Regions from separate parts of the Homo sapiens genome. Here region 2 is linked to region 1. Evidence: read pairs that join two places in POLR2A ChIA-PET (ENCODE). Cell type or tissue: PC-9. All regions are shown on one strand. Links, peaks and the distances in the headings refer to the core of each region. The heading gives the core; the rest is flanking DNA.

The links. ChIA-PET counts read pairs that join two places held together with the same protein. Peaks named below come from ENCODE experiments on the same cell type or tissue, not always from the same donor. Only the 100,000 strongest peaks of a DNase experiment are listed, where the experiment ranks them.
Region 2: POLR2A ChIA-PET joins it to region 1 with 6 read pairs; 2 of 35 experiments call an interaction of 5 or more read pairs at or near these places.

Annotation. Positions count from the first base shown.
Region 1 is chr7:64,461,981-64,466,376 of GRCh38, forward strand. It overlaps LOC124901658 (a long non-coding RNA gene), which reads right to left. Exons shown (of 2, transcript XR_007060358.1): 2 at 701-1,262. Among named protein-coding and RNA genes, the nearest start is that of ZNF680, 99 kb to the right of the region's middle. RefSeq lists a silencer at 703-858. In PC-9, for the core only: no CTCF peak of the experiment used is centred there; a DNase peak (open chromatin) is centred at 1,821; H3K4me3 peaks cover 953 bases.
Region 2 is chr7:64,270,627-64,275,022 of GRCh38, forward strand. It overlaps the pseudogene VN1R39P. Among named protein-coding and RNA genes, the nearest start is that of ZNF736, 41 kb to the right of the region's middle. In PC-9, for the core only: no CTCF peak of the experiment used is centred there; no DNase peak of the experiment used is centred there.

The sequences.
Region 1 (4,396 bases), core at 276-4,275:
TTCCCTGAAGATAACTGACATTGAACCTTTTTTTTAAAGATATGTTTGTCATGTGTATGTCCTTTTTTGAAAAATGTCTATTTTGGCCTTTTGCTCATTTTTAATAGTTGTCTTCTTTGTTGTATAGTCATTTGAGTTTCTTATATATTTTTGATATTTAACCTCTTGTCAGATGTAAAATTTGGAAATATTTTCTCACACATTTTAGTTGTCTTATTATTCTCTTGATTGCAAATGCTGATGTGTAATAGCTTTTTAATTTGAAATAATCTGATTTATCTATGTTTACATTTGTTCTCTAGGATTTTGAGGTTAAATCCAAAACATCATTGCCCGGACTCATGTTATAAAGCTTTAACAATATTTTTTCTTGTAGAAGTTTCAGAGTTTCAAGTCTTAAATTCAAGTTTCTAATTCATTTTAGATGAGTTCTATACATGGTATGAGATGAGGGTCTTATTTTATTGTTTTCATGTGGATATAAAGTTTTCCCAACATCATTTATTGAAGAGACTCTCTTTTTTTAATAACTTGTCACCTTCATCTAAAATCAATTAATTGTAAATGCATGGATTTACTTCTGGTCTCTCTATTCTGCTTCATTAACCTATGAGTTAATTTTTAAGCCAGTACCATACAGTTTTGGCTACTATACCTTTGCAGGATATTTTGAAGTCTGGTAGGGGAATGTTCTCAGCTGTGGGTTTGTTTTTTTTTTTATTTTTTTTTATTGCATAGTGAGAGTCTTTTCTAGTACCGTATAAATTTTGGAATTGTTTTTAAATGTTTCTGTGAAGAAAGTCATTGGTTTTTGATAAAGGTTGTATTATATCTGCAGATCATTTTGTGTAATACAGACATTTAACAATATTAATTATGCCAATTTACAAATAAATATCTTTGCAAGTATTTGTGTATTATTTAGTTTCTTACTTCAACAGTCTTTAGCTTACAATGTAGAGATCTTTAGTTTATAACTTAGGAATAAAATAATCACAGGTACACCAACAGGTGGGCCAGCAATGATGTACCTGTGATTATTTTATTCCTGCTGCCCTCTGCTTTTTACATGGACAGTATCTGTTCCACCCTCGGAACTGAAGAGAGATGTTGGTAGGGAGAGGCTCTTCCTTCACCTCTGGCGGAAAAGATTTTTTCAGGATCTTCATCCCCTGTCGTCGAAGCTACACTTTAATGTAGCAGCTATTGACCAAGTGTGGCTACTGAGTGCCTGGTATGTGGCTGGTCTGAACTGCGATGTTCTAGAAAGGTAAAATACAGAGTTAGTTTCAAAGATTTATTTCCATATATATATATACACTTTATTAGTAATAAATATTTCTTACATATTGAAATGATAATATTTTGAATATAGTGAGTTAATTAAATTGCTACAATCAATTCCACCTGTTTCTTCTTTTTTTAAAGTTTGGCTACCAGAAAATGTAAAATTCACATGTGGCTCACATTTTATTTCAGAGGATTGCCTCCGTTTTAAAATCCCAGGCTGCCTGCTCAACAACCAGAAGCCAGGAAGGTCATAAAATCTGAATTTGTTAAATAATGGTTATTATATTCTTTGCATTTGTGAATAGCCATATAATATATTATTTATAAATGCATATGACCTTATACGCATGGTTAAATGCAAATGCCCTCTGGGGCGGGACTGGCTCAGCTCAGGAAAAAGCCCTGCCTGAAAAGGCGGCAGCTTAGGTTTCACTCTGTCTTCATTCAGCCCAGCATCTGAGCACATCTTCCGCTACTCAGGGCCTGAGTGGGTGGGGCCCTAAACATTATCCAATCAGGATCGCTGGGCTAGGAACCGTCCAATCAGGCACGTAGCTGGAGCGGACAGGACGGCTTCCGGGATTTGGCGCGGCCTTTGTCTCGCTACCATTGGAGCTCCAGGTCTTCTCTTCGCTTTTCTGTGTCCTCTGCTCCTAGAGGCCCAACCTCTGTGTCCCTGTGACCTGTAGGTATTGGGAGATCCACAGCTAAGACGCCAGGACCCCCTGGAAGCCTAGAAGTGGTGAGAGTGACGGGTCCGACATCCCGAGAGAGAGGGAGGGGGCTGGTTGGAACCGGTAGGAAGTGGCTGTGGCGGGACTCGGGCCTCCCCGAAGTCGGCTCCAAATTCCACGGACCTCCCCCGTCCCCACTGAGTTCTCCTTGGCTCAGCTCGGCCCTCAGCCCCCTTTAGCCATAAGATGGCGGCCCGGCTCACAGCAGTGACCCCGGGCGTCCTGTCTCCTCCCTGCGCAGTGACTGTGCCCTGGCCTGGAGTCCTCTCTGGGCAGCTCTGCACCTACAGCGCCGCATCCCTCCCCGATTGTGCAGGGACCGCGAGAAGGTAGTCGGGAGAATCCTGACTCGGGGTGCGGGGTTTATGAATGGGAAGAGCTTTGATCCGTGGGGTTCCCAGTCACTCTTTTCTCCTGTAAAGTATTTATGGGAGTAACCAGAAAAATATTAAAGAATTTAATCAAAGAGTGATTCAAAAATTGTAGAGCACCAAGCTATGGTTTCTAGTTTATGTTCCATCAGGTGGACTTAAAGAAAAGTCATTTTAGGCCAGGCGCGGTGGCTTACGCCTGTAATCCCAGCATTTTGGGAGACCAAGGCGGGTGGATCACCTGAGGTCAAGAGTTCGAGACCAGCCTGACTAACATGGTGAAACCCTGTCTCAACTAAAAATACAAAAATTAGACGGAGGTGGTGGCAGGCGCCTGTAATCCCAGCTACTCAGGGGGCCGAGGCAGGAGAATCCCTTGAACCCGGGAGGCGGAGGTTGCAGTAAGCCGAGATCACGCCATCGCACTGCAGCCTGGGAGACAAGAGCGAGACTTCATTTCAAAAAAAAAAAAAGTCATTTTAAGGTGCATGATGAAGAAAATCAGTGGTTAGGTACAGTTACGTAGTTTCTCAACTTGTATGATCGAGGTGAAAATTTCCTGATAATGTAATCAGCGGTTAATTGGCAGTTTATAGTTGCCTAAATTTTGCTTTCTCCAATATAGTAATTGACAAAAAAATGCACTTGAGTTAGATTTTTGTTTTTTTAAGTAGGAATCCAGGGGCTAGAGCCACCTCAGTCTAATTGCCTGCCATTTAATTATGTTCACACTCCACAGGGGACAGATTTTACCCTGCATTTTTCACATGTGTCCCAAACAGGGTCTCAAGTCTACCCCCCACCCCCTAATCCTTCAGTCTAACTCTGGCTTGCAGTAAAATACTAAATTTCCAGTTCCTTGTGACATTCCCAAATGCCAACTTCCCCTCCCTAATTTGCATGATCAACTATTTGTTCTTTAGTATACATTTTTGATACTGCATTTTAATTAATCATTATTAATCATTATGACAAAGTATTGGATGGCACTTTTTAAAACATTTGTTTTCTGTTTGTAAATATTTCCCATAAGAAGAAAGTTCCACAGACACTGTATTGTAAAAAAGTCTGTGCCTCTTTTTCTTTTATCTTCCCTAGGCACAGAGATCTTGTCAGAATGTTTTTGGGTCATGGTTTCCCTTTGGAAACTATGGGGTGATGTGTTCTCAGCCATCATTTACTTTTTTACTGGTCCTGGGTTTCAGTACTGTCTGGGGATGAACCAAGATACCCACCATGGCTGTCTGCTATAATGTCTAGTGACTCTCAGGTCCTGGGTCATTTTCTCCAATAGGAAAACTGGAGGTATGGAGTGTAGCCTCTTGAAAGAGCAGATGGATGCCCTAGGGCTGAGAGGAATCTCCTGGTATACTATTTTTTTTGAAAAGTTAACCCCGTGAGACATTAAGATTGTCTTCAAGCCAGATTCCATTTCTTGTAGACACATTGCTGGTCAGATAATCAGATGCTGGTATTGAGGGGAAAACACAGAAATAATTTTTGCTCCCTGGATTCTGTATAGGGGCAGAAAAATTGTGAAAGAAATACAACAGAGGAAAAATTGTGAAAGAAGTACAACAGAGGAAAAATAGTGAAAGACAAATAGTGAAAAATTTGTGAAAGAAAAAATAGTATTCCAAAAAAACAAACAAAAACTGACCCCAGTGAGATGGTTCAATAACTTAACCCCAGGTGCAAAGTAAAATGCACCTGGGGCACGCACTGGGGCATAGTGCAATGTCTCCTGAGAGACAGGTTATTGAGCACTTAAGTGAGCAGGATGGGGGGTGAGAATCTCTTAAGCGATTGGATGGCCTGACTTGACACATGAGTCAGGCACATCTGTTTTTTAATCAGCACTGCCACACCATAAATTTGTCACTGTGAAAATATTTGTTTACTTATTTTGACCTCAGTTATTTTATTTTATTTTTTTAACCAAGACCGAGTCTTGCTCTATTGCCCAGGCTAGAGTGCAGTGGTGCGCTCTCAGCTCACAGC
Region 2 (4,396 bases), core at 228-4,227, 190 kb before region 1:
AGATCATTTTAATAAGGTGGATAATTAACTAGAAACCAAGAAACCTCAGAGATTCTGAAAAAAATACATACATATTCTGTGCCCTGTATTGAATTTGTAACTTTAAGATCTTATACACCCAAATCTTATCTCAAATTGTAATCCCCACATGTCAAGGAAGGGACTTGGTGGGAGGTGATTGGAATATGGGGGTAATTTTCCCCCATGCTGTTCTCATGATAGTAAGTGAGTTCTCAAAAGATCTGATGGTTTTATAAATGGTGGTTTTTTCTGCTTTCCTGCTCTCTTGCTGCCTAGTGAGGAAGGTATTTGCTTCTCCTTTGCCTTCCACCATAATTGTAGGTTTCTTTAGACCCTCCCCAGCCATGCAGAATTGTGAGTAAATTAAACCTCCTTTCTGTATAAATTACCCATTCTTTGGTAGTATCTTTATAGTAGTGTGAAAACAGACTAATATAGAAAATTAATACTGGGAGTTTGGGGCACTGCTATAAAGATAATTGAAAATGTGGAAGTGAATTTGGAACTGAGTAATAGGCAGAAGTTGAAAGTTTAGGGAGCTCAGAAAAAGAAATGTGGGAGAGTTTGGAACTTCCTAGAGACTTGTTGAATGCTTTTGACCAAAATGCTAATAGCCATATGAATGATGAAGTCCATGTTGAGGTGGTCTCAGATGGAGATGAGAAACTTATGTTTAAAATGGAAGCAGAATATAAAAATTTGGAAAATTTGCAGCCTGACCATGACGTAGAAAATAAAACCACATTTTTTGAAAAGAAATTCAAGGCACTGCAGAAATTTGCAAAAGTAAAGAGAAGCTGAATGTTGATAGCCAAGACAATGGGGAAAATGTCTTCAGGTCATGTTAAAGATCTGAGGCAGGTCCTTCCATCACAGGCCAGGAGCCCTAGGGAGAAACAATGGTTTCATGGTCGAGGCCCAGGGCCCCACTGCTCTGTGAAGCCTCAGGACTTGGTGTCCTGCATCCCAGCTGCTCCAGATCCAGCTGTGGCTAAAAGGGGCCAAGGTACAAGCTTGGGTTATTTCTTCAGAAAGTGCAATCCTCAAGCCTTGGTGGCTTCCGTGTGGTATTGGGCATGTGAGTGCACATAAAACAAGAGTTGAGCTCTGGGAACCTCTGCCTAGATTTCAGAGGATGGATAAAAATGCCGGGATGTTCAGGCAAAAGTCTTCTACAGGGGCAGAGCCCTCATGGAGAACCTGTAATAGGGCAATGCAGAAGGGAAATGTGGGGTTGGAGCCCTCATGCAGAGTCCGCCCTGAAGCTGCCTACTGGAGCTGTGAGAAGGCCTCTATACTCCAGACCCCAGAATGACAGATCCACCATGAACTTGCACTGTGCACCTGGAAAAGCCACAGGCATTCAATTCCAGTCCATGAAGGAGCTGCTCAAGGCCACGAGGGCCCACCCCTTGAATCAGCATGGCCCAGGAGTGGGACATGAAGTCAAATGAGATCATCTCAGAGCTTTAAGATTTTATTACTGCCCCGTTGGAATTCAAACTTGCATGAGGCCTGTAGCTCTTTGGTTTTGGCAAATTTCTCACATTTGAAATGGAAGAATTTATCTAATGCCTGTACCCCCATTGTATCTTGGAAGTAACTAACTTGCTTTTGATTTACAGGCTCATAGGTAGCAGGGACGAGACTTTGGAGTTAGACTTTTGGGTTAATGCTAAAATGAGTTAAGAGTTTTGGGGACTGTTGGGAAAGCATGTTTGGTTTTGAAATATAAAAAGGGCATGAGATTTGGGAGCGGCCAGGAGCAGAATGATACCCATCGTGTTTTCATGATAGTGAGTGAGTTGTCATGAGATCGGATGGTTTTATAAGTGGTAATTTTTCTGCTCTCCCTCTCTACTGCCACCTAGTAAAGAAGATACCTGCTTCTCTTTCACCTTCTGCCATTATTGTAAGGTTCTTGAGGCCTCCCCAGCCATGTGGAACTGTGAATCAACTAAACTTCCTTTCATTATAAATGTTCCAGTCTTGGGTAGTATCTCTACAGCAGTGTAAAAAGAGACTAATGCACAAATATAAGATAGGACTATCTGTGTACTAGATGCTTCATAATTAGCCATAGTTATTCCTGCTTGATTTTCTTTGTAACACTCAATCACAGATGGAAAATATTCATGATGAAAATATAACATTGATTCTGCATGTGCAGAGGACATCAGTTCTTAGGTTGCAAAATGGCCTCTCTGAATTTAAATAAAAATTCTACTTTTTAAATTTTCTGATTATCTTTTGTTTTGTGACTTTTTATGTTTATCCTAGTGATGTGTCCATCACAGCCCTTCCCATTTATTTCTGTGCTATGGCTACAGCTTTCTCACTGTTCTCTCTGTGCCACATCATTTCACACAGTACTTTGTAGGTTCTGATGAGAAAATTGGAATTTTTTAATATGGTGAAAAACTGTGTTAAACTTGGGAGTTTCAGCTTATTTATAGCTTCTCAGTGTAGCTTCCACATAAGTTAATTGAGATAAGAGGCATACACTGTCCACAGGTGAGACAATTAAGTCAGATAGCACTATTTGTCTTTGTAAAAAAATTTTTTATTAGATTCTAAGACAAACTGAAGCATATACAAAATTATTTAGAAAATATATCTTAGAAATCTGAGGCAGGTGGATCACAAGTACAGGAGAGTTAATATTAACGGATAATTATTAAATGTAATTTTACGATATATTTATAGCACAACTTAAGTTTTCATGCAGGATCTTGTATTTTTGAGTGTGAATGTTAAATGTTGCAAATAAAATGAGCTCTATGAATTTAAAAATTGGAATAATATTTCCTTTTCATATTAATGTTACATATTATGAACATATAATGTTTCATATTAATGTTACAATCTTGAGAGATTTTTCTATTATTTTATGATTATTTTTTAGTGGGTGAGATTCAGTCTACAGTTTTCACTTACTCACCTAACCGTAGCCAACATTTTGGTCATTTTCTCTGGGAAAATTTTGGAGATTATGGCAGATTTAGATTAAAACAATTACTCAGTTATTTTTCATGCAAAGATGTTTATTGTGTTCACAGAGTGACCAATCATGTGACAGGTGGCAACACCTGATTTTTAGTGTCTTCCACTACATTGCCGTCAGCACCAGAAACTAAAGGTTTCCAAGCGAAAGTAAAAGCCCTGAAGTATATTGGCTCCTCCCATGTTCTGCTGGACCCAGAATATGCTGTAAATATCCGAGTTTCTATTGCTATTGCTGACAAGTTAAATAACAGAAACAGCACAGAAAAACTGAGTTATCTTTAAGTTCTATCTAGGTGATGGTATTAATATTGTAATTGCTTATAAGATAGCAAGAATTGGCCAGGTGCGGTGGCCCACGCCTGTGATCCTGGCACTTTGGGAGGCTGAGGTGGGCAGATCACAAGGTCAGGAGTTCAAGACCAGCCTGGCCAATATGGAGAAACCCCATCTCTACTAAAAATAGAAAAAATTAGCCGGGCATGGTGGTGCATGCCTGTAATGCCAACTATTCAGGAGGCTGAGGCAGGAGAATTGCTTGAACCCAGGAGGCGGAGGTTGCAGTGAGCTGAGATCGCACCACTGCACTCCAGCCTGGGCGACAGAGTGAGACTCCATCTCAAAAATCAGAAAACAATAAAAAAAAAGAATTACTCTGTTTGGTCTAATGCAAAGTAGTTATTTCTCTTCTAAATGTAAATGGTAAATAGGGTTTCTATGATCATAAGCATATAAGGTATTTTAAGATGATCACTAAGATTAGAACAAAATTCATAGGCTTTTAGCAACATAAATTTTAATTTTTTTCTAATAGAAGTGAAGAAGCAATAGAAATAAGTTGTTAAAATGAGTTCAAGGAAACTACACATGTGGTCATTAAATAATATTTAAAACCATGTTGTAAGTGACTGGTTAGTAATTGTAATTTGTTTCATTTTAGTCACTGAGAAAACAATATGCTTTAATCATTCTATATGAAAAAGTATTCTTTTTTTTTTTTTTTTTGAGACAGAGTTTCGCTCTGTCACCCAGGATAGGGTGCAGTGGCGTGACCTCAGCTAACTGCAACCTCTGCCTCTCAGATTCAAGTGATTCTCCTGTCTCAGCCTGTTGAATAGCTGGGATTACAGGCACGTGCCACCATGCCCAGCTAATTTTTGTATTTTTAGTAGAGACAGGGTTTCACCATGTTGGCCAGGCTGGTCTCGAACTCCTCACCTCGTGATCTGCCCATCTCGGCCCCCCAAAGTGCTGGGATTATAGGCGTGAGCCACTGCACTTGACTGAAAAAGTATTCTTATATTAGTGTTTTCAAAACTTTCAGAAACTTTAGACCACTCAATGAATAATGATGTACATTTAGATCACAAAT